Regions from separate parts of the Homo sapiens genome. Here region 2 is linked to region 1. A link is an interaction called in ENCODE POLR2A ChIA-PET data of the cell type or tissue named here. Cell type or tissue: OCI-LY7. All regions are shown on one strand. Each heading gives the region's core, and the rest is flanking DNA. Links, peaks and the distances in the headings are about the cores only.

Region 1 (10,440 bases), core at 3,429-8,428:
GGTTATGTTCCAGGAATCCTCTCTGAATAAAAGAATGAGGCCATGAACACCTGACTCATGAGAGGCTGGGAAGTCATCCAGTTTCCTCATCTCACCCCACCCAGGTCAGGCTCTCTCCTGTGACATGCTTGGGTAGAAACAGAGAACGTGCACGATCTTTCAGACTGACGCCAAAGCCCAACAGGGCTCACGCCTTTGGGAGGGTGGGGGTCATGGAATGGAGAGCTTTAAGTGCTTTTTCTGGCCTGACTGAAAACTACATGCAAATCAAAGTGAAAAAGAGAGGGGTGGGGCTGCTAACAGAATAAGTATTCAGACTTGTGGACTCCTTACGCAACCATGTAGTTTATATTGCTTTCTCCAAAGTTGAAATTCCACTTGATGAAATTCTACAGCAGAGATGAGATCATGTGGACAGCCCACAAGGGTCTATATAGCTCTTTGCTTGGGCTATACTAAGGTGAAAGATTAGAAAGTTGCCACCTCTTATCATCTTCTCAAATAGGCCTGGAGAGTAACATCAAAGTGGCCAAAAGCAGTACCAATTTTCTAAGTGACATTGCACAAAGTATGTAATCCAAGTTACAAGAATATCTGTATTTTTTTTCATGAGAGTTAACAGAAGTATTTTAGGTGGTGGTAAACGTGGCCCATGAGTCCTTCTGTTTTTTCTGAATTGGCCTTCCTGAAAAGATGATCGCTAGTGTTCTGCAGTGCAGTGTTATCAGCAAGACACAATGTACACCCCACTTCTGGTCATTTTTAAATCTAGGCCAATGCACCTGGCATCATACCTTTTCCAACTTATAAGTGACCACTTGGACCCACTGTCCTCCGATCTTAGTTGATCTTGACTTGTTTTCACTTTATCTCATTTCTCCTATTGTGAATATTTGCTTCCCACCCTGAATTCCTCTCTCTTTCTGACTATCTCTGGATTTTGCCCTTTCCTGACACCTGGATCCTGGCTCTCCTTCTAGAAGTTTAGCCCAACTTGCTTATACCACCTTCCCCTCATTCCACCATTTCCTGGGGCCCCAACTGATGCCCAGACAGATACACCTTGGCCCTGAGCCCCTGAGCACAGAAGAGGAGACCATGTTAGGTTATAATGACATTGTGAAGAACAGGACAGACATGGTCTGCCCATCACTGCCCTTTTCTTTCTTTCTTTCTTTCTTTCTTTCTTTCTTTCTTTCTTTCTTTCTTTCTTTCTTTCTTTCTTTCTTCTTTCTTTCTTTCTTTCTTTCTTTCTTTCTTTTTCTTTCTTTTATGAGACAGAGTCTCATCTGTCACTAAGGCAGGAGTGCAGTGGCATGATCTCAGCTCACTACAACCTTTGCCTCCTGGGTTCAAGACATTCTTGTGCCTCAGCCTCCCATGTAGCTGGGATTACAGGCATGCACCACCACACCCAGCTAATTTTTTGTATTTTTAATAGAAACGGGGGTTTTACCATGTTGCCCAGGCTGGTCTCGAACTCCTGAGCTCAGGCAATCCGCCTGCCTCGGCTTCTCAAAGTGCTAGGATTAAAGGCACGAGCCACCGCACCCAGCCCATCAGTGCACTTTCAACCTCGTCTACAACATCCCATCCACCACTTCTCCTCCTCTACCACAACACCTCCAAGGACAGGAAGCTTACAACTTCCTGGGACTGTCCTTTTCACTTTCTGACAACTTTATCAGAAAGCTCCAGCTGTCAACGAGCTCTCAAGCCCTGAAGTAATCTGTTTCCTGCAGAGTGCTGATGGTGTGGTGTGAACTCCAAGGCAGCTGTCATCATACACTCATTCGCCTATCGCTGGCTGAGACTCCCGCTGGAGCATGCGACATAAGTTAATCACTTCCACTTCTCACCAGCGGGGCTCCTTGTCCTTTTTCTGCCTCTGGCCATTCATGCTCAGCAGACAACTGATAGTCACAGCACTGACTGGAACATAGGCAAGATTCCGGGCCAGCCAGATATAGCCCATTATCGCTGCAGCTACAGTGTGCAAGCTCATTGAGAAGTCAGGGAACACTTTATCAATGAGGAGGCTGTCCCAGAAGCTCTGGCGTTGGGTTTCACGTGAAGGGATGAAGGTGAAGAGAAAGGCTCCAGAGATAGCAGGGCCTGCTTATCTGAAATGCTTCCCCCAGTGAAGTCAAAGTGCCACAGCCATCTCAGGTGGAAATGAACCATAGAACGTCAGAGCTGGAAGATCTCGGAGGCTTTACAGAAGGAGAAAATGAGGCCCAACGAGAGTATCTGGATTGACCAAGGTCATATAGGGAAACCATCTAAGAGACTCAGGTCTCCTACAAGAAAAGGAAGGGCTCTTTTGTCCTTTGCAAGCTGAATCAGGGTTTGAGAGGGAAGAGAAGGGTTTTTGAAGGTCTTCATGCTTTGCATGTTTGCTTTGAAAACATACAAAAGGGTTAGTAAGGAGTCAGGAATGAGCTGTTTCCTCAGAATCCCAGTTCACAACTCTCATTACTAGATGACATCTTGAACATAACCCTGAGATCCACGTGGAAGTAAATATAAATCCACTTACTTGTTGGTTTAATCTATAAATATTTATTGAGCAGAGTCTCATTCATTCCTTTAGCAGGGCCTCTTCCCAGCTGCAGAGGTGAGCTGGGCATACAGTTCTCACTTTCATGGAACTCAGGTTCTAGCCGGTGAGATGGGCAATAAACGAACAAGCGAATATAGAAAATGAGATGGGGATACATGCTGTGAAATTTTAAAATGCAGCTTAAGGGCATAGGAAGCTCTGGGGACATGGGGTTGCCATTGATAACAGGGCAGTCAAGGAAGGTATTATGGAGACGCTGATATTGAGCAGAACTCTGAAAAAATGAGGAAGCAAGTCTCGGGGCCATCTGCAAAAAGTACTGCAGGCAGGAAAACCAATGGTGCAAAGACCCTGGGGCAGGAGTGAGCTTGTCACATTTAAGGAACATCAGGGAAACCAGGGAAGCTGGAGAAAAGGGTGCAAGAAGGAGAGGGGTCAGAGATGAGGAGGGAGGGTGGAGAGTTGGTTGGGGGCAGGTCAGGTAGGGCCTTGTGCACTGCTGTTGGGACTTTGGATTTGTTCTGAGTAGATGCAAGTCACTGAAATCTTTTTAGCCAAGAAGTGACATGACCTGACTCTCCTTTCCAAAGGTTGCTGAGGCTGCACGGTTGAGAAAGAGCGGCAAGAAGGCAAAGGCAGACACAGGAGGACCACCTCTGACGATGGTGATGAATTGGACGTGGGGAGGAGTCAAGGCAACACAGAGGTTTTGGCCTGAGCTCATGGACAGACAGAGTTGTCATTTACTGGGATGGGGAAAAAAGCAGGAGGATCAGGGTGGGGTGAGAAGAGAGCCAGGAGCTTGCTTTGGGCCATGTGTAGTTTGACATATCTACAATCTCTAAGGGGAGGTTGCAGGCAGGCAGCTGAGTATAGAGTCAGTCGTCCAGGAAGGAGGTTAAGCTAGTAATACTGATTTGGGAGCTGTTGACTTACAGGAGGCATTTAAAACCTGTGTGCCTCAGAATGAACATCACCAAGGGAGTGATTGTGGTCAGAGAAGCGGAGACCCAGGCCTGAACCTGGGAGCCCCCAGCATTCAGTGGTCAAGGCAGTCAGGAGACACCAGCAAAGGGGACTGGGAAGGAGTGGCTGGCGAGGGAGGAGAAGCAGAGGAGCGGTCTGCAAGGGGAAGAGAAGGCTTCAGGAAGGTGGGGCCCACAGCTGTGTCTACTGCCGCTGATGGGCCAAGAGAGAATGAGGAGTGACTGTAGTCCCTGGGATTCAGCCACTTGGAGGCGCATAGCTGGCCTTGACAAAATATTTTGGTTGTGTAGTGGGTACAAAAGCCTGATTTTGTGACTGTGATGAGAGCAATAGGAGACAAGGGGCATGAATGATTCTTTTGAAAACTTTTATTATCAAGAGGAGCAAGGAAATGAGGACCTAGGTGGAGGGGGTTGTGGGGTCAAGAGGGAAAACGGCACTCAAAGTTTCTGAAAATGCTGTCCCTCTTCACACCTCATGTTTCCATCAGCCAGGGACCTGTGGGCTTCTGGCCACGTCCCCTCTTGCCCTCCCTCCTTATCACAACTTCACTGCCACCATCTATCTACCTTGGAGAACTTCAGGGCCCATCTCAACATTTCTGTGCAGTTTAGTTGGGAGAAAGATATTAATCAGATAAACACACCAGTAAATATAGGAAGGCAACTTACTATAAGCATAAAATGGAAAAGCAGAGTGTCCTTTGAAGGAGAATCATAGAGGGAAATGGTCAATATGAGGGGGCTTGGGGGAAGTCTCTCCAAGGAAATGGCTTGAAAGCTAAAATCTGAAGGATGAGTAATAATTCACCAAATGACAAATGATGGGAAGGGTGTTCATAAAATGTGGAACACCTGATTCTGTCACTATTCGGGGTGCCACTGTGTAACCCACACAGACCTAGGGGGACCGAACAAAGGGAGTGAATGCGGGAATAAAAGACAAGAGACAAAAGAGTGTATTTGGAAGAAGGAGTCAGGGGGCACTTTGCTTCTAGTAGACAAGGGCCCTGAGCTTTACACAGCCCTCCATATTTATTAGGCAAAAGAGATAGTGAGAAGGGGGGTGGAAGAAGGGGTCAGCTGCTCAGTCCAGAGTAGGCTTGCAAGACTGCATTCCTCGAACAACAGGCTCTAGATGTCGCAGTAGATAACCTCAGTGCCAGGGAGTGATTGCCTCCAGCAAACCTTCTGTCGGCAGGAGCAGTTGTGAGTTTGCCCACATTCTGCATTCATGATAAACAGTTTGCTGTTTGATCACATAGCCTCCAGTGGAATGCCGAATCCTACGGGCCTTCGGCTCCCTGCATATCCCCCTTTCTGTTTATGAATTAATTGAAAGAACATAAGGCCAGGCTGGGCAGCTCTCATTCTCCAATTGGCAGTCCATCTGATTTTACAGACTATAAACAGAAGACAGAGACAAAACAACATTATTCCAAGAACCACATAAAAGATGTAACTGTGGTGTGTTAGATAGTTCCAAGGGTTGAGGCTCTCCAGGCCTTGCTGGAATCCGGTCCAGTCTTCTAAAGAAGGCTCAAATTCTTGAGTTTGCCTGTTTAAATCAAGAATTTTGTTTTGTAATTCACCAATATCAAAGGTGATGTTGGATGTGAAAGCTCCCTGAAAATGGGCTTCCACAAGGTCCCACGGATACTTACTTTGGTTATATTCTAAGTTGGTTACACAAATATGAGTGTGAGTAAAATGACAACACAATTGTTGCTGCAATTGCAAGCTTTGTTCTTGTTCCCCTAACCATAGAACCATGGATTTCAACATTACCACTTCAGTTTGTAACTCAGTGTTAATTTTATTCTGAAGTAGCCACGCTTGGCTGGCTGTGCATGTCCAGTTCTCCATGTACTAAGCTGTTTGAATAGAACTATGCAAAGCTACAGAAGATATCACAACAGAAGTTATTGGTGTGATCAAGGAAACAATAGCAAAAATTATCGTGCCTAAGGCTCTATGGACACAATGAGTTAGCTGAGTTAGAAGAAGTTTTTACAAAATGCAAAGCAGGTGTGGCAGCCCAAGGCTCAGACAGATTAACGGGAATCCATAGCCCAGGGATGAGACCTAAAATCAACAAAGTAGAGATATTACATGTTTGCAATGTGCTATGATTAATGCAGTGATATAACTGGCAAGATTTATAGGTCAATTGGGTATTGTTTACCTAGAGCTGGTCCTTCTTAGCTGCCAAAAAGACATAAGGATTAAAAACACAAACTGTAAATTGAGTGGTGATACTCTTTACAAATGTAACATTAGAACTGTGTCGTGACTCCGGTTGGCCTTCTCTCCATCTTTGCACTCAGGCTTAGCTGACTCATGGCTTGTATCAGAGGGACTGGGCCCATGGTTGGCCACCCTGTGTTCCTCCAGTCTCCCATTCCATAGTCGCACGCACCTTGAGGGCACCCACACGGTTTGTCCATCTCCTGTAAAAACACAAGCATGCCTTCTTCCCCTCATCAGTAAATCCACTGGACCTTTCCATTTTCCTTTTTCCGGCGTTTTCCATAACACTTTTGGATAAACTTTCCTCTTTTCCTCTAACATTTGCCAATGTCTTTCTGCTGGAGTCTTACCATCCATACCAGCAGTCAAAAAATTTAAAGTAAATAAGGCTAAATGTAGTTTTGATTAAGGTGGTAGTTGGCCTCCTATACCCCTTTTTTGTTTTTTCAGCATGCGTTGTAATATTTGATGTGCCTGTTCTATAATGCCTTGTCCTCTAGGATTATAAGGAATTCCTGTTTTTTGGGTTATAGCCCAAAGCTGTAAGAAATTTTGAAAAGCATGACTAGATTAAGTGGGTCCCTTGTCAGTTTTTGTTTAGGTAGCCCCATATGAGCAAATGATGACAGTGTAGCTGTACATGAACAGCTGTCTCACCTGTTTGGCATGTAGCATGCAGCATATGAGAATAAGTGAAACAAATTAAGCAGTTCTGGGTCTAGTGTACTTTTAACTGTAGAAGCTTTTATGCAATGGGCTACATTTACAACATAAGCTGAATCACAGACAATGTTGACAGGATCTGAAGCTGTAAGCTGTAAAACCTGAATGACTACAATTAGCTCTGAGCATTGAGCTAAAGCACCAGGGGTCATTATTGTTTGAGTGTGTTTAGGTCCATAGATAGTGGCATGACCTTTGGAAGAGCCATCAGTAAAATAAGTCTGTCCACCTGGAATAGGCGTGTGATGAGTAATCACAAGAAGAATGAAAGAGTGGATTTTATAAAATTGTAAAATTTTGTCTAAGGGGTAGTGGTTATCTATAGCACCCACGAAATCTGCAAAAGAGTTTGCCAGGCAGTCACCATTTCCCAAGTTGCGGCTTGTTGCTGGGAGTCTAAAGGAACAATAATTTTGTCAGGATCATATCCCATAAGCATTTTTGACCTATGCTTGCCCGTAGATGCAATTTGTGTAATTAAAGAAAGAGAAATTTGCAAGGTTTTGACTGTTTGATTAGGTGGAAAGAGCCATTCTAATGGTAAGGCAGTGGGCGGAGGAGAAATATCAATGACCCCTGTCAGAAATCCTGACACCTTAGCCCTTTTCTATCTGTTTTTCCAGTTACTGATACCGGGTTAGGATTTCATTGTAGAAACCTCCCCAAACCTTTTCCACTCTGATATCCCATGTTCTTCTACATTTTAAATTCTGAGTTATCAAAGTTTTCATTTGTAAGTCTCCCATCCCATGCTGTAAGTAAGTCTCGACCCCATAAATTGATGGCTATATTTGCAACATAAAGTTGAAAAGTACATGACTGTCCATCTGGACTGAGACGAGGTAAAATCTCAGCACTCTGTTGAACACGTTGAGCTGTTCCTACTCCCACTAAGGATGTAGAAGTTAATTGCAAGGGCCAGGATGGGGGCAATTGTCTTTAGATATTACTGACACATCAGTTCCCGTATCCATAAGCCCATAAGATTTCTTTCCTTTAATTTGTACTACACATGTGGGTCTATTAGAGGCTATGGGTTGGGATAGATAGATTTCCCATGTAGTTGTGCTCCCAAACCTTTTATTTCCTCATTTCTCCTTTCATGGAGAGGGGTGTAATTTGCAGGGAACAAGCAATAATTGAGCATTATATTCTTCAGGTTCAAAAACCCAAAGATCTTGTGACATTAAAACTACTTGAATTTCTCTTTCATAATCAGAGTCAGCAACTCCTGGGACTATAGTAATGACCTGCAAGTTAAGCCGGCTTTTGCCTAAAATTAGTCCTGTGTATCCTGTTGGTAAAAGTCCCCAAATACCAGTGGGAACTTTGATAGGTTTGTCTCCACCAACTAACGTTACCTGTTCTCTGACTGCGAGATCTAATCCTGCACTTCCTGGTGTTCCTGGGGGGAGGGAATCAATGTACCTCCGGGAACCCATCCCTGAAACAGGGTTGAGGTTTGGGCTGGGAATGCCCTCATTGTTTGTGGGGCTGGGGTCCAGGCCCCCATCTCATTTCCCGACAGGGCTGTGCCAATCTGATGAAATTTTGAGCAGCACTGATTAGCCCAGTGATTTCCTTTGTTACAGCAAGGACAAAGTCCTGGCATTTTTTCCGCTGTGGGGCAGGGTGGGGGGAACTGCATTGTAAGATCCTTTCTGTCCTGAGATCTGGTGGCATTCCTTTTTTAAATGTCCAGTTTTTCCACAATTATTTTCCCATTTTAGGGTTTGACCCTTGGCTCCTTTTAGATTTGTCAACTACTAAATTAGCCATTGCTTCAGCTAACATTGAAGAGCAATGAAGCTCAGTTCCTACATCTTGACAAGTTCTGAGAAAATTTCCCATGTTTTTTGTACATCTCACAGGTGCCAGCGCACATTTACAACCTGTGTTTGCATTACGCATAGAGGTCCTAAGGGCTCTCCAGCTATGGCAGCAGAGCATAAAATTCTTTGTATTGGGGTTTCTATTTCTGCTACCAAAGGAGGCGGTACAGATGTTTCTGCAATTGGAGGAGGGAGTATAGGTCAATTCTTATCCTCCCTCTCCTGTTTTTTATTTTCAATTGGAGCTGTGGGTGGGACAACATATTCTTTCAGATTTAGATTCAGCCTGCTCTCCTGCAGAATAAGAAGAAGATAATGTCAGAAGTACAGTATGAACTGAACTCCAAGTGAAGAAAACAGAAGAATCAACTTTAAGACCTTTTTGATGAGCCCGTTTTAATCCTTCTCGTGCTCTGTCCCAATTTTCCACATCAAGAGTGCCTGCCTGGGGAAACCATGGGTTATGCATAGTAACATTTTGTGGCTTCTGCAGGAGGTTAGTTAGTGCCTGCGAATTAACCTGAGCTCCAGACTGTCTCAACAGAACTTTAAGCAGCTGCACATAATGTTTGTCTTCAACAGACAAATTCTTCCCCTTGTTAGCCTGATTCAGAAAACTTCCGGTTCCCAGCACTTCCTTAAAGCACTACTCCCAGTACCTCCTTAGGGCACTGACCTTATATCCGCTGCTGGCAGACCCGGCCCGGCATCCCTGTTCACCTTTCAATTTCAGTTCCTCTGCTCCGGCAGACCTTCTTCGTTCATGTCCTCATAGTCCCTGTGTTCGGACTGTTGCCTGTTCAAGTGCCACTTGTAGCCTGCATGGACCTAGGGGGACTGAACCAAGGGGGCGAACCTGGGAATAAAAGACAAGAGACAAAAGAGTATATTTGGAAGAAGGGGTCAGGGGGCACCTTGCCTCTAGTGGACAAGGACCCTGAGCTTTACACAGCCCTCCATATTTATTAGGCAAAAGAGATAGTGAGAAGAGGGGTGGAAGAAGGGGTCAGCTGCTCAGTCCAGAGTAGGCTTGCAAGACTGCATTCCTCGAACAAGAGGCTCTAGATGTCACCATAGATAACCTCAGTACCAGGGAGTGATTGCCTCCAGCAAACCTTCTGTCGGCAGGAGCAGTCGTGAGTTTGCCCACATCCTGCATTCATGATAAACAGTTTGCTGTTTGATCATATAGCCTCCAGTGGAATGCCGAGTTGGTCATTTCCCATGGGCCTTCGGCTCCCTGCAATAAAACTATGAGCAGTGATTGAGGACAGGACTGGAGGCAGGCTGGGCTCAGATACTGCAGGTTCTGGTAGACTGTGTTAGGGAGGCTTTTGTTGTTATTACTCATTCCAAGTACAATGGGCAGCAATTCAGTGAGCAAACTGTTATGTCTGTCGAAATGGCCCATTTTTCTGTGCTTGAAAAAGAAGGAAAACAGTCAGAAGCAAGACACTAGGCTTCCTCGAAGGAAGGAGGAGAGACGTGGGGCATCTTATCCTGGGCTCCCCAAGAAGCAGACCTTCAGTCACGGATTTGAGTGCAAGTAGTTTATTTCATGCCAATCAGTACTGTAGGGGAGTGTGAACCGAGACAGAATGCAAGGAGGCAAGAAAGGAATTGTTAACATACAACCTACCCCCGTGAGTACGTGGAGCCAGTGGAGGACACAATGATATCCTGACGTCCTCCATGACATCTTATCTGAGGTTGGGCTGGTCGAGGGCTGCAGTTGGGGATATGGCATTAGTACTCTAGGCACTTCTAGGCTGCCATGCCTGTGGTTACAGCAGGCTCCAGCAGCCAGAGGAAGCCCTCGGCAAAGAGATGCATGTGTTGGGATATAGAAGTCAGGCCAGCTTGTGTAGGAATGCTGAGACCTGGGGGATACTGCTTTCCCATATTAAGTCCACTCCCTCCTGATACTGCTTCTTTCAGGATTTTGCCTGTCACAATTTCTACAAAGAAGTTAAGAAAGAGGGTTTGTGAAACAAGCTACAGACCCCATCAATTACCATGAATTCTAAGGTCATCATTGGTGTTCATTGTCCCTGTGTGTCACTACTCATTCTGCATAGCCCTCATA
Region 2 (10,440 bases), core at 3,503-8,502, 160 kb before region 1:
TTCCCCCACGCTCCCACCCCCATTCCACAAACTGCAAAACTAACCATTTGTTTAGCTATGGAGAAAGGGGCCAGTCTTTAAGACTGTGCATTCGGCTCCACCCACAAGAGCCCCCTCCCCTCCCCATCTCCCCTGCAGAGACCTGGTTCCAAGCCCTGAGTGGATCCTTAGTGGCTGTGTAACCCAGAGGGACCTCCACCTCCCTCTGCCTCAGTCTCCCCATGGATGGCATGAGGTTAGCCAAGGTGACCTTCCAGCCCTGCTTCAACTGAAAAGTGCATATACTCACGACAGGATGTTGTTAACATACGAATTTGACTCAGCAGGTCTGGGGTGGGGTTGGAGATTCTGAATTTCTTATTTATTTATTATTTTTATTGATTATCATTATTATTATTGAGATGGAGTTTTGCTCTTGTTGCCCAGGCTGGAGTGCAGTGGTGCGATCTCGGCTCACTGCAACCTCCGCCTCCTGGGTTCAAGTGATTCTCCCGCCTCAGCCTCCCGAGTAGCTGGGATTACAGGCATGCGCCACCATGCCCGGCTAATTTTGTGTTTTTAGTAGAGATGGGGTTTCTCCATGTTGGTCAGGCTGCTCTCAAACTTGCGACCTCAGGTGATCTGGCCACCTCAGCCTCCCAAAGTGCTGGGATTACAGGGGCGAGCCACTGCGCCCGGCCTTCTATTTATTATTTATATTTATATTTATTTATTTATTTATTTTTGAGACAGGGTCTTGCTCTGTCACCCAAGCTGGAGTGAAGTGGCACAATCACAGCTCACTGCAGCCTCGACCTTCTAGGCTCAAGCCATTCTCTCACCTCAGCCTCCCAAGTAGCTGGGACTATAGCCATAAGCCACCATGCCCAGCTAATTTTTGTATTTTTTGTAGAGACGAGGGTTTCACCATGTTGCCAAAGCTGGTTTCAAACTCCTGAGCTCAAGCAGTCCACCTGCCTTGGCCTCCCAAAGTGCTGGGATTACAGGTGTGAGCCATCACATCCCACATTTTTATTTTGTTTATTTTTTTATTTTTATTTTTTGAGACAGTCTCGCCTTGTCGCTCAGGTTGGAGTACAATGGTGTGATCTCGGCTCACTGCAACCTCCGCCTCCCAGGTTCAAATGATTCTCCTGCCTCAGCCTCCTGGGTGGCTGGGATTACAGGCGCCTGCCACTACACCTAGCTAATGTTTGTATGTTTAGTAGAGATGGGGTTTCACCATGTTGGCCAGGCTGGTCTCGAACTCCTGACCTTGTGATCCACCCCCCTCGCCTCCCAAAGTGCTGGGATTATAGGTGTGAGCCACTGCGCCCAGCCAAGCCAAAAGCCTACAGCACCCGTTATTCCCAGGTGGTCTCCCATCTAAGTACTAACCAGGCCCAAACCTGCTTAGCTTCACGAGATCAGGCACGTTCCTGGTAGTATGGCCATAGACTGCTTTTTTAACTAGAGACTAGGTGTCTCTATGTTGCCCAGGTTGATCTCAAACTTCTGGGCTCAAGCAATCCTCCAGCCTTAGCCTCCTCAAATGCTGGTATTACAGGTGTGAGCTACTGCGCCAAGATTCTGAATTTCTAACAAGCTTCTGGGAGACACCCCAGGCTGTGGGTCCACAAGCCACAAAAGGAGTCCTGAGAATGCAGGCGAGAGGCTCTCAAAGTCTGGCCCCCAGACTAGCAGCTTCACCTGGGAACTTGTTAGAAAAGCAAAGCACCAGCCCAACCCAGACCTCCTGAATCAGAAACTCTGTGGTGGGACACAGTCCTATCTAACAAGCCCTCCAGGAGCTTCCGAGGCAGCTGGCGTTTCAGAACCACTGCTACAGGAGGTACCAGTTCTCAACCTTGGTGGCCCAAGGAGAAACTGAAAAAAATCTGATGCCTGGGGTCCCACGCTCAGAAATTCTCATTTAAATGGGCATGAGATGGTGGTGGCGGCTGCTGCTTCTTTTTCTTCTCCTTCTCCTTCTTCTTCTTTTCTTCTTTCTCCTTCGTTGTTTAAAATAAAGCTCTCCAGGCAACGTGAATGTCTCATCAGTGCCGGATCCTTGAGCTAGAGGGTGCTGGGCCTCCAAGCATTCCGGTGGCCCAGACATCCCCAGGCAGGCCTGATTCCTCTGCATTCTTGCCCAGGCCTCCCAGTGACTGCCTTCTTATATTTGGTTATTTCTCCCTCCCTCCCCAAACACAACAATTCAAAATATTCTCAGCTCCCAGACCATAAACAAAGCGGGAGAGGAGAGTTCCCTGACTATTTTGTTCCCACTTATGGCCTGATCCAAGGCTGACCTGATTGGGCCCTCGGGACTGGTCATCTGAGCCGGGGTGGGGTGGGCCCCGTTCTCAGGCTGCCCCAGCTCCACTCCTGGATTCCCAGGATCCCTCAGCTCTAGATGACCCCAGGTATTCCCCAAAGCCACTTCCCCAGGGAAACAGAGGTCAGCAAGTGACTTGTCCCATGACACAGCGCAATGCCCAGAAGGTCCCTCTGATCTGTGGTTTCTAGCCTTGGGGGCAGATGTGTGGGATCTGGGATTCAGAGAGATGTGTGTTCAATTCCAGGATCTGCCTCTTACCAACTGTGACCTTAGGCACAGGATCAGCCCCAAATTGAGCCTCATTTTGTCCATCTGTAAAATGAGGATGGCACTAGAGCCCCGTCTAGGGTGAATGTGAAGGTCAGAGCCTGCACAAGGTGAGTGTTCATAATTATCACTGTCATTCTGATGATTTCTGCCAGGATGACAAAACCAGCAAGAATGAGCAAGAAGAGAGGGGCAGGGGGCACAGGAGGTTGTCCATCTGAGTCTCAGGTGCTTGACCTGGGCCCAGGGGCTCATTCTGGAGTATGGGAAGGGAAGAGACAGGTCCAGGTTACCAAAGGGGATCCTAGACAGGCCCTGGGGAAGGAGAGAAGTTAATACCCTTGTTGTGCAAGTGGCACCTCGGGTGGAGGTGACATTTGCCACATGGGAACTTGAACCTGGTCTCTAGAGGCATTATCATCCCTCGTGCTTTGATGCTATTTGTAGCCTTTAAGCCTGTTATTCTACACTTGTGTATTGAAAGGCTCGGGCCCAGCACTTTCCTTATTTGATAAATGTGTTGTCCCCTGTGGGTCAGTGGTCGAGAAAACCACTGGGATGACACCAGGACACCCCTGACACTGGCAGAGTTCTACCCCGAGACAACAAATGCTGCAAATACTGTCTCAGTATTGAAAAGTTATATGTCAGGCTAATACGCTGTTAGGTACAAACCACCCTGCCCTCCCGCCTTGGTGTGCTTATTTTCATGGTGAGCTGGAGGCCAGCTTAGAATGTAAATTCCCAGGCTCCTTGGAGCTGGATCCTGCAAGCGGTGGCTGGGGAGTGCCAGCCCCCATCTGAGGCCCTGGCCTGTGGCCTGCCCCTCACCCCTCCTCTCCTGCCATTCCAAGCTCCGTCCTACCCCTTGAGCAGCTCTGGTCCATGCAGAGGGACAACCCACCTTCCATTCAAGCTCAGCCCCCAAGCACAGCCCACCTTTCCCCCCTAAGCCTGGGTACACACCAGTGTGCCTCTCCGCCCTCAGCTGAATGAATGGGGGAGAGGCCCACGGGCAGGGACTCTGGGGCCTGGGGTACCCAGGGTTCAATTTAGAAGCTAGAGGGCGCTGGCTTATGATGGTCACATCCCCTGGACCCTGTGGAATGTGTATATGACCTTGTGGGAAGGTGTGCAGCCACAGGAGGGCCCCTCTGGGAACCCATAGGCATGGGCTCCTCTGTCTGGGGCCTAAGGGTAGTCCTAGTGCCTCCCACACAGCACCAATGCAGAGCCGAATGCAGGAAAGGGCTGGTCATGGAAAGACATACAATTTGTGTTATTATTATTATTTTATTTATTTATTTATTTATTTTGAGACAGAGTTTTGCTCTTGTTGCCCAGCCTGGAGTGCAATGGTGCGATCTTGGCTCACCGCAACCTCCGCCTCCCAGGTTCAAGTGATTTTCCTGCCTCAGCCTCCCAAGTAGCTGGGGTTACAGGTGTGCACCACCATGCCCGGCTAATTTTGTATTTGTGGTAGAGACTGGGTTTCACCGTGTTGATCAGGCTGGTTTTGAACTCCTGACCTCAAGTGATCCACCCGCCTCAGCCTCCCAAAGTGCTGGGATTACAGGCGTGAGCCACCTCGCCCGGCCTCGTATTATTATTGATGGTGACATGGAAAGCCTCCAAGGCTGGCCCTACATAAGACAGAGAAAAACAGGAACTCACAATCCGGCAGGGGGAAGGCATGAATATTTACTGAGCTCCTACTGTGTGCCAGGCACTGAGCCAAGTGCTCACAGATGCTCTCTCATGGACCTCTCCTAATAGCCTGGGAGGAGGGATCCATTTCGTGGATGAGCTGGGATTTGAATCTAAGTGTATCAGACCCTAAGCTATGAGCCCTGCTCCTTCCCGTGGGCCAGAGGAGCAACAAAAGCTAAGAGGAGATGACAGAGCAGCAGAGATAGGGCAGGAAGGAGATCGCCACACAGCCAGGACGAGGGTGAAAGGGGTGTCTGGTTTTGGACATGAGCCCTATGACCTCTGTCATTTACTGTGTGACCTTACTGACAAGATGCAGGACGGCTGCCTGCAGGCACCCCGCTTTTCCTTACTGATGGACTAGGGAAGTGAGAAGGAAAAAAAATCTTCACTTGGGTTATAATAACCTTTTGTGTGAGCCAAATTTTGCCCAAGTCCAGCTGCCTTGGAGCACAGTCATAATTCTGCAGTCCACCGGCTGTCACTGCTCGTGCTTACGACACACACACTGAATCTGTTTGTTCAGCCTTCAGGGTTTAATGCCCTGCTGTGTCCATGTGCTCAGCTCATAGCCACCATGCATGACTTGGGACTTCTGAATGGGACCAAGAAATATCTAACATGCGATTTCCTGGAAAGCACATAGGAGTTTGGCCCAGATCCAGACTTGGCAGGTAACTTGCTGTGTGACTGTGGACAAATGACTGAACCTTTCTGGGCATCAATTCCCTCAAACATAGAGGGAAGGTGGGCAGGGATGGGACACCCACCCCTGAAGCCTCAATCATGAGAAGCATCCCAGAATGAGACGTATTCAGGTAATAAGGGAGTTTTTCTCTTTTTTTTTTGTTATTTAAAAAATGGATATGTAATAGTTTTATATATTTTTGGGGTCCATGTGATATTGTGATACCTGTATATGATGTGCTGTGATTAGATCAGGGTAATTGGGATCTCCATCACCTCAAACATTTATCTTTTCTGACCAGGCATGGTGACTCACACCTGTAATCCCAGCACTTTGGGAGGCTGAGGCGGGCAGATCACTTGACATCAGGAGTTTGAGACCAGCCTGGCCAACACGGTCTCTACTAAAAATACAAAAATTAGCCGGGCATGGTGGTGTGCGCCTGTAGTCCCAGCTACTCCGGAAGCTGAGGCAAGAGAATAGCTTGAATCCTGGAGGTGGAGGTTGCAGTGAGCTGAGACTGTGCCACTGCACTCCAGCCTGGGTGACACAGAAAGACTACATCTCAAAAAAAAAAAAAAAATTCTCTTTTCTTTGTGTTGGGAACATTTCAATTCTTTTCTTCTAGCTACTTTGAAATATACAATAAATGATTGTTAACTATAACTTCCTTATTATAAATTTTCCCTTTTCAATTCTCATTTATTCAGTTGCTCAATCAAGAAGAAGCTGCCAGGCACAGTGGCTTGTGCCTGTAACCCCAGAACTTTGAGAGGCTGAGCGGGGTGGATCACCCAAAGTCAGGAGTTCAAGACCAGCCTGGCCAACATGGTGAAATGCCGTCTCTACTAAAAATACAAAAATTCGCTGGGTGTGGTGGTGGGTGCTTGTAATCCTAGCTACTCAGGAGGCTGAGACAGGAGAATCCCTTGAACCCAGAGGCAGAGGTTACAGTGAGCCGAGATCGTGCCACTGCCCTCCAGCCTGGGCAACAAAGAGTGAAACTCTTGTCTAAAAAAAAAAAGAAGAAGAAGAAGGAGAAGGAGAAGGAGCGGGAGAAGGAGAAGAAGAAGAAGAAGAAGAAGCCTCAGTGAAGTGCTCCAGCATCTTCACCCCCTTGGTCACTTGCTCATCTCCTTGATGAACAAAAGCGGCCCCAGATCAGAGCCATCGAGCACCTGCAGCCAGCAAGGTTGGCTGGTTTTCATTGTGTGCATTTTTAAGGCGTCTTCTATTTATAGAAAGGATTGTGGTCTTGCATTTGTAGCAGCGATGAAAGCTTTACTTTTTGGCAAAATGTGTGCAAGTTGTTTAGAAGTGAGTCTGTTTGAAAAAAAAAATTAAATGAATAATGATTTAGGAGGTGAGTTTGTTTCCTAGGGCTGCTGTGATGAAGTGCCACAAACCTGGTGGCTTAAAACAACAGAAATGTGTTCTCGCACAATCCAGAGGCTGGAGTCCTAAGTCAAGGTGGTGGCTCCCTCTGAGGCTCCTGGTGGAATCCTTCTTTGCCTCTTCCTGGCATCTGGTGGCCTCTCTCAGTTCTTGGCGTTCCTTGGCTTGCAGCTGCGTCACTGCACTCCTGGCCTCTGTCATCACATAGCCATCTTCCTCTGTGTCCCTGTGTCCAAATTTTCCTCTTCTTATAAGGACTCTAGTCTATTGCATTAGGACCCACCCTAATGACGTCATCTTAACTTGATTACATCTGCAAGGACACTATCTCCAAATAAGGTCACATTCACAGGTAGCAGGAGTTAGGACTTCAACATCTCTTTTGGAGGAAACACAACGTGACCCATAACAGATGGGTTGCAGCAAAAGGAAAATTTATGCAGGAAGACCTGACAGCTAAAAGTCTGGGGAGAGCTGCTCAGGCCAATCTCTTGGGAGAGGGACTCCGGCCCTGTGCAGGGTGGCTGGGGGCGACTTGGACAATCCCAACGTCTCTCCCTGAGTCATGGTTCCCTAGGATTTTCAAACTGGGTTCCATAGAGTCCCTAGGAGATCTGGGGAGATCCAGATCTCCAGACACCCAACATCACCTCCACTTTGCTCCAACCACTATAGGGGCAGTGGCAAAATTGTTTGACTAAAAGGCACCCAAATAATTTTAAAGATAAAAGCACTTTAAAATCATCAGGTTAGGCCAGGCGTGGTGGCTCACGCCTGTAATCCCAGCACTTTGGGAGGCCGAGGCAGGTGGATCACCTGAGGTCAGGAGTTCGAGACCAGCTTGGCAAACATGGTGAAACACCATCTCCACTAAAAATATAAAACTTAGCCGGGTGAAGTGGTGTGTGCCTGTGGTCCCAGCTACTCAGGAAGCTGAGGCACGAGAAACACTTGAACCCGGGAGGTAGAGGTTGCAGTGAGCCAAGATCTAGCCACTCCACTCCAGCCTGGGTGACAGAGCAAGACTCTGTCTTGAAAAAAAAAAAAAAAAATTAGGTTAGAGGATCTGTGTCTCCTCCCAGCCCCACACATTCTGATTTTAATGTACCCTCCTGCTCTGGCTAGGAAGAAAGGACCAGGGCTGCTGCTTAATTTTCTCTGGGAAGAAAGTGTCTATTTGCCTGTTTACACAGATTTCCCCCTCAGGAACGGTCCCCGTCTCAGCTGCAGAGGAAGCAGGAGAACTCAGCTTGGGCAGTGTCGCCTTTTGCTCCCAGGCTTCCACCACTCTGGGGACCTTTCAGTTCCTCTGACTCGCAGCTGCCTCCCTTCTGACCACAGGGAGCTTGCTCACACTGTTCCTTCTGCTGGGAACATTCTGACACCCTTCACTTGGCAGGTTTCTGTGCATCCTTTGGTCCTGTCCTTGGGGAAGTCTTCCCTGGTACTCCCTATGTGAGCAAGACCCCACCGCATTCCTGTTTCATAATCTATAGAACCATGGTTCATCCTGGGGTCCACATCAGACTCATCTTAGGAGCTTCTTAAAGAGATGTCTCACCCCCTGAGATGGATTCATGTGGTGTGGTGTGAGGTCCAAGAGTCTGCCTTTAAGAAACTCCCCAGCTCACTCTCATACACAGCCAAGGTTGAGAGTCACTAAGAATTATAATGATCCAGGCCAAGTGCAGTGGCTCATGCCTGTAATCCCAGCTCTTTGAGAGGCCAAGGTGGGCGGATCACCTGAGGTCAGGAGTTTGAGACCAGCCTGACTAACATGGTGAAACCCTGTCTCTACTAAAAATACAAAAATTAGCCGGGCGTAGTGGCGGGCACCTGTAATCCCAGCTACTTGGGAGGCTGAGGCACAAGAATTGCTTGAACTCAGGAGGTGGAGGTTGCAGTGAGCTGAGATCACACCATTGCATTCCACCCTGGGCGACAGAGTGAGATTCCATCTCAAAAAAAAAAAAAAATTATAATGATCCAAAGAACCCTCTATCCACAATTTCCATATTCAAAAAGTTTTGAAAAACAAAACAAAACAAAAACCCAAATTTGGTGGCAAAACTTGAAATTTTGTGAAACTATTTAGAAACAATTTAGCTCATATACTGTGGTTCTTTTTCTTTTCTTTCTTTCTTTCTTCTTCTTTATTTTTTAGAGATGGGGCTCTCGCTATGTTGCCCTGGCTGGTTTTGAACTCCTTGATCACTCAAGTGATCCTCCTGCCTTGGCCTCCCAAAGGGTTGGAATTACAGGCTTGAGCTATCATGTCCAGCCCACCTACTGTGAATAGTCATAGATTTTGCTGTAGAAATATCAATGTGATTGATTATGGGAAGCGACTCCACACCCCACTGGGGTGACGTGTAACACTTATGGAACATGCTCCGAGTTGTCCTTCTGATAGCCAGGCACATTTGGACTCAGGAACTTGGAAAGGGAACTGTGGACTCTGGGCTATAGTTGATGATGGCTGACTTTCTAGACTGTGTCCATGTGCTGGGCTGGAGAGAAGTACTTTACGCGCTGTCTTCTCAAATCCTCATTACCTGGGAAGAAGGCATAATTTCCAAACACATTTCATAAGGAGGAAATCAGAGCTCAGAGAGAGAAGTAACTGGCCCAAGGTCTGACAGCTAGAAAGTAGGAAGGATGGAGTTCCACCCAGGCAGGCCCCAAAGCCCCTTCATTTCACAGCCTTGGTCCTTAAGTGGAAACATCATTTGAGGGATGGTGCCTGTGGCATCTGTGTGTGCTGCTAGTTGGGGTGAAGACCAGGTCTGCATGGCTTACCATCGGCTCCTGGGACCCAGCAGGGTGTCTGGTGTGTGCTGGGGGCCCAGAGTTCCCTTGGGCCAGGGTGGCAAAGCTGGCGCACTTGTCCCCTTTCCTCGGAGACCTGCATTTGGCCAGGTGCCCTGTGCCTTGGCCATCCTTCAAGCCCGAGGGACAGATTTAGTGCCCTTAATCCTCCTCTTCAGTCAAGCCCCTGCTTGTCACCGGCCTGCCTGGGACCCTTGGAGCAGCCCTCCTGGTGAGGCCTGTCTCTCCAGTCTCAAAGGCCTGAGCTCTACCCGTAGAAAGGAGCCGAACAAAGGTACCTCAGTCTGGGTCTGTGGAGCGGGTGCTGGACTGGGAATCCACCTGGCCGTTTTGTTCCTACTAGCTGGGTGACCACGTGGCAGATTGGGAAGTGGCCATAATACTTGACAGCCCTCCCCGTCAAGAGGCAGGATGCATCTGGGCTGACCCTGTGTCTTGCTTGGGGTAAGAGAATGTGGTGGGAACATGGGTGCCTAGAGGCCTCTCAGCTTCTGCTCTTGACACCAAGAGTAGCTGAGATTACAGGCGCCTGCCAACACACCCGGCTAATTTTTGTATTTCCCTTGCCATGGGGACCAGAGGCCATGTGGGGGGAGGCCCACCCGCTGACTACCTGCTCATAAGGAGCCCCTCCAGGCCAGCAGCAGACCCACCCAACTGAGCCAAGCCCAGACGGCCAACCTGCAGAACTGACAGCCAAATAGATCTTTATTGTTGAAACCCCTTACTTTCTGGATAGCTTGTTACACAGATTAAGCTAACAAACACCTTCCACTCCAATCCTCTCTAGGCTGGTGAGGAGTAAATAAGATGACACTTTGGACAGTGCCCGGCACAAAGGATGCCCAATAAATGCTGATATTCTCCTGCTTCTGTGTCAAAATACTTGTTATCGACCCAAAGAAAAGGAAGGAAGCCTCTCCTCATGGTGATTTTTACTACTATTACATTTCACCCGGGACTGGTTCCCTTCTCCTTGCCTTGGTTAAGGGAGAGGCTCCTGTTGGTGCTTTGGGGTTAGATGTCCCTCAGGAAAGCCTTCCTTGACCAGGGTGTTAGACCATGGGGAACTCACAAGAACACCCAGGAAAAGCATTCATTAAGAGAGACAAGAATTCCAACTTCAAAGGAGTCAGTCTCAGAAGAGGAGCTCATAAAAAAGCCTGAAGAGGAATGGCAGGAGGCTGAAGGAAACCAGAAGACGGAGTGTCATGGAAGCCAAAAGAAGAGC

What was found. ChIA-PET counts read pairs that join two places held together with the same protein. Peaks named below come from ENCODE experiments on the same cell type or tissue, not always from the same donor. Only the 100,000 strongest peaks of a DNase experiment are listed, where the experiment ranks them.
Region 2: POLR2A ChIA-PET joins it to region 1 with 5 read pairs; 2 of 35 experiments call an interaction of 5 or more read pairs at or near these places.

Annotation. Positions count from the first base shown.
Region 1 is chr3:14,224,217-14,234,656 of GRCh38, reverse strand. LOC105376958 (a long non-coding RNA gene) reads right to left here and starts at 9,947. Exons shown (of 2, transcript XR_940606.3): 1 at 9,031-9,947; 2 at 4,508-4,952. RefSeq lists cis regulatory regions at 44-159, 1,446-2,310. In OCI-LY7, for the core only: no CTCF peak of the experiment used is centred there; a DNase peak (open chromatin) is centred at 5,386; H3K4me3 peaks cover 1,027 bases; H3K27ac peaks cover 1,118 bases.
Region 2 is chr3:14,385,646-14,396,085 of GRCh38, reverse strand. It overlaps LOC105376959 (a long non-coding RNA gene), which reads left to right. Exons shown (of 8, transcript XR_007095825.1): 6 at 2,565-2,697; 7 at 4,824-4,971; 8 at 5,696-6,344. It also overlaps the pseudogene RNA5SP124. Among named protein-coding and RNA genes, the nearest start is that of SLC6A6, 12 kb to the left of the region's middle. RefSeq lists an enhancer at 1,036-1,775. In OCI-LY7, for the core only: CTCF peaks have their summits at 3,674 and 6,410; DNase peaks (open chromatin) are centred at 6,165, 6,665, 7,685 and 7,946; H3K4me3 peaks cover 2,357 bases; H3K27ac peaks cover 4,254 bases.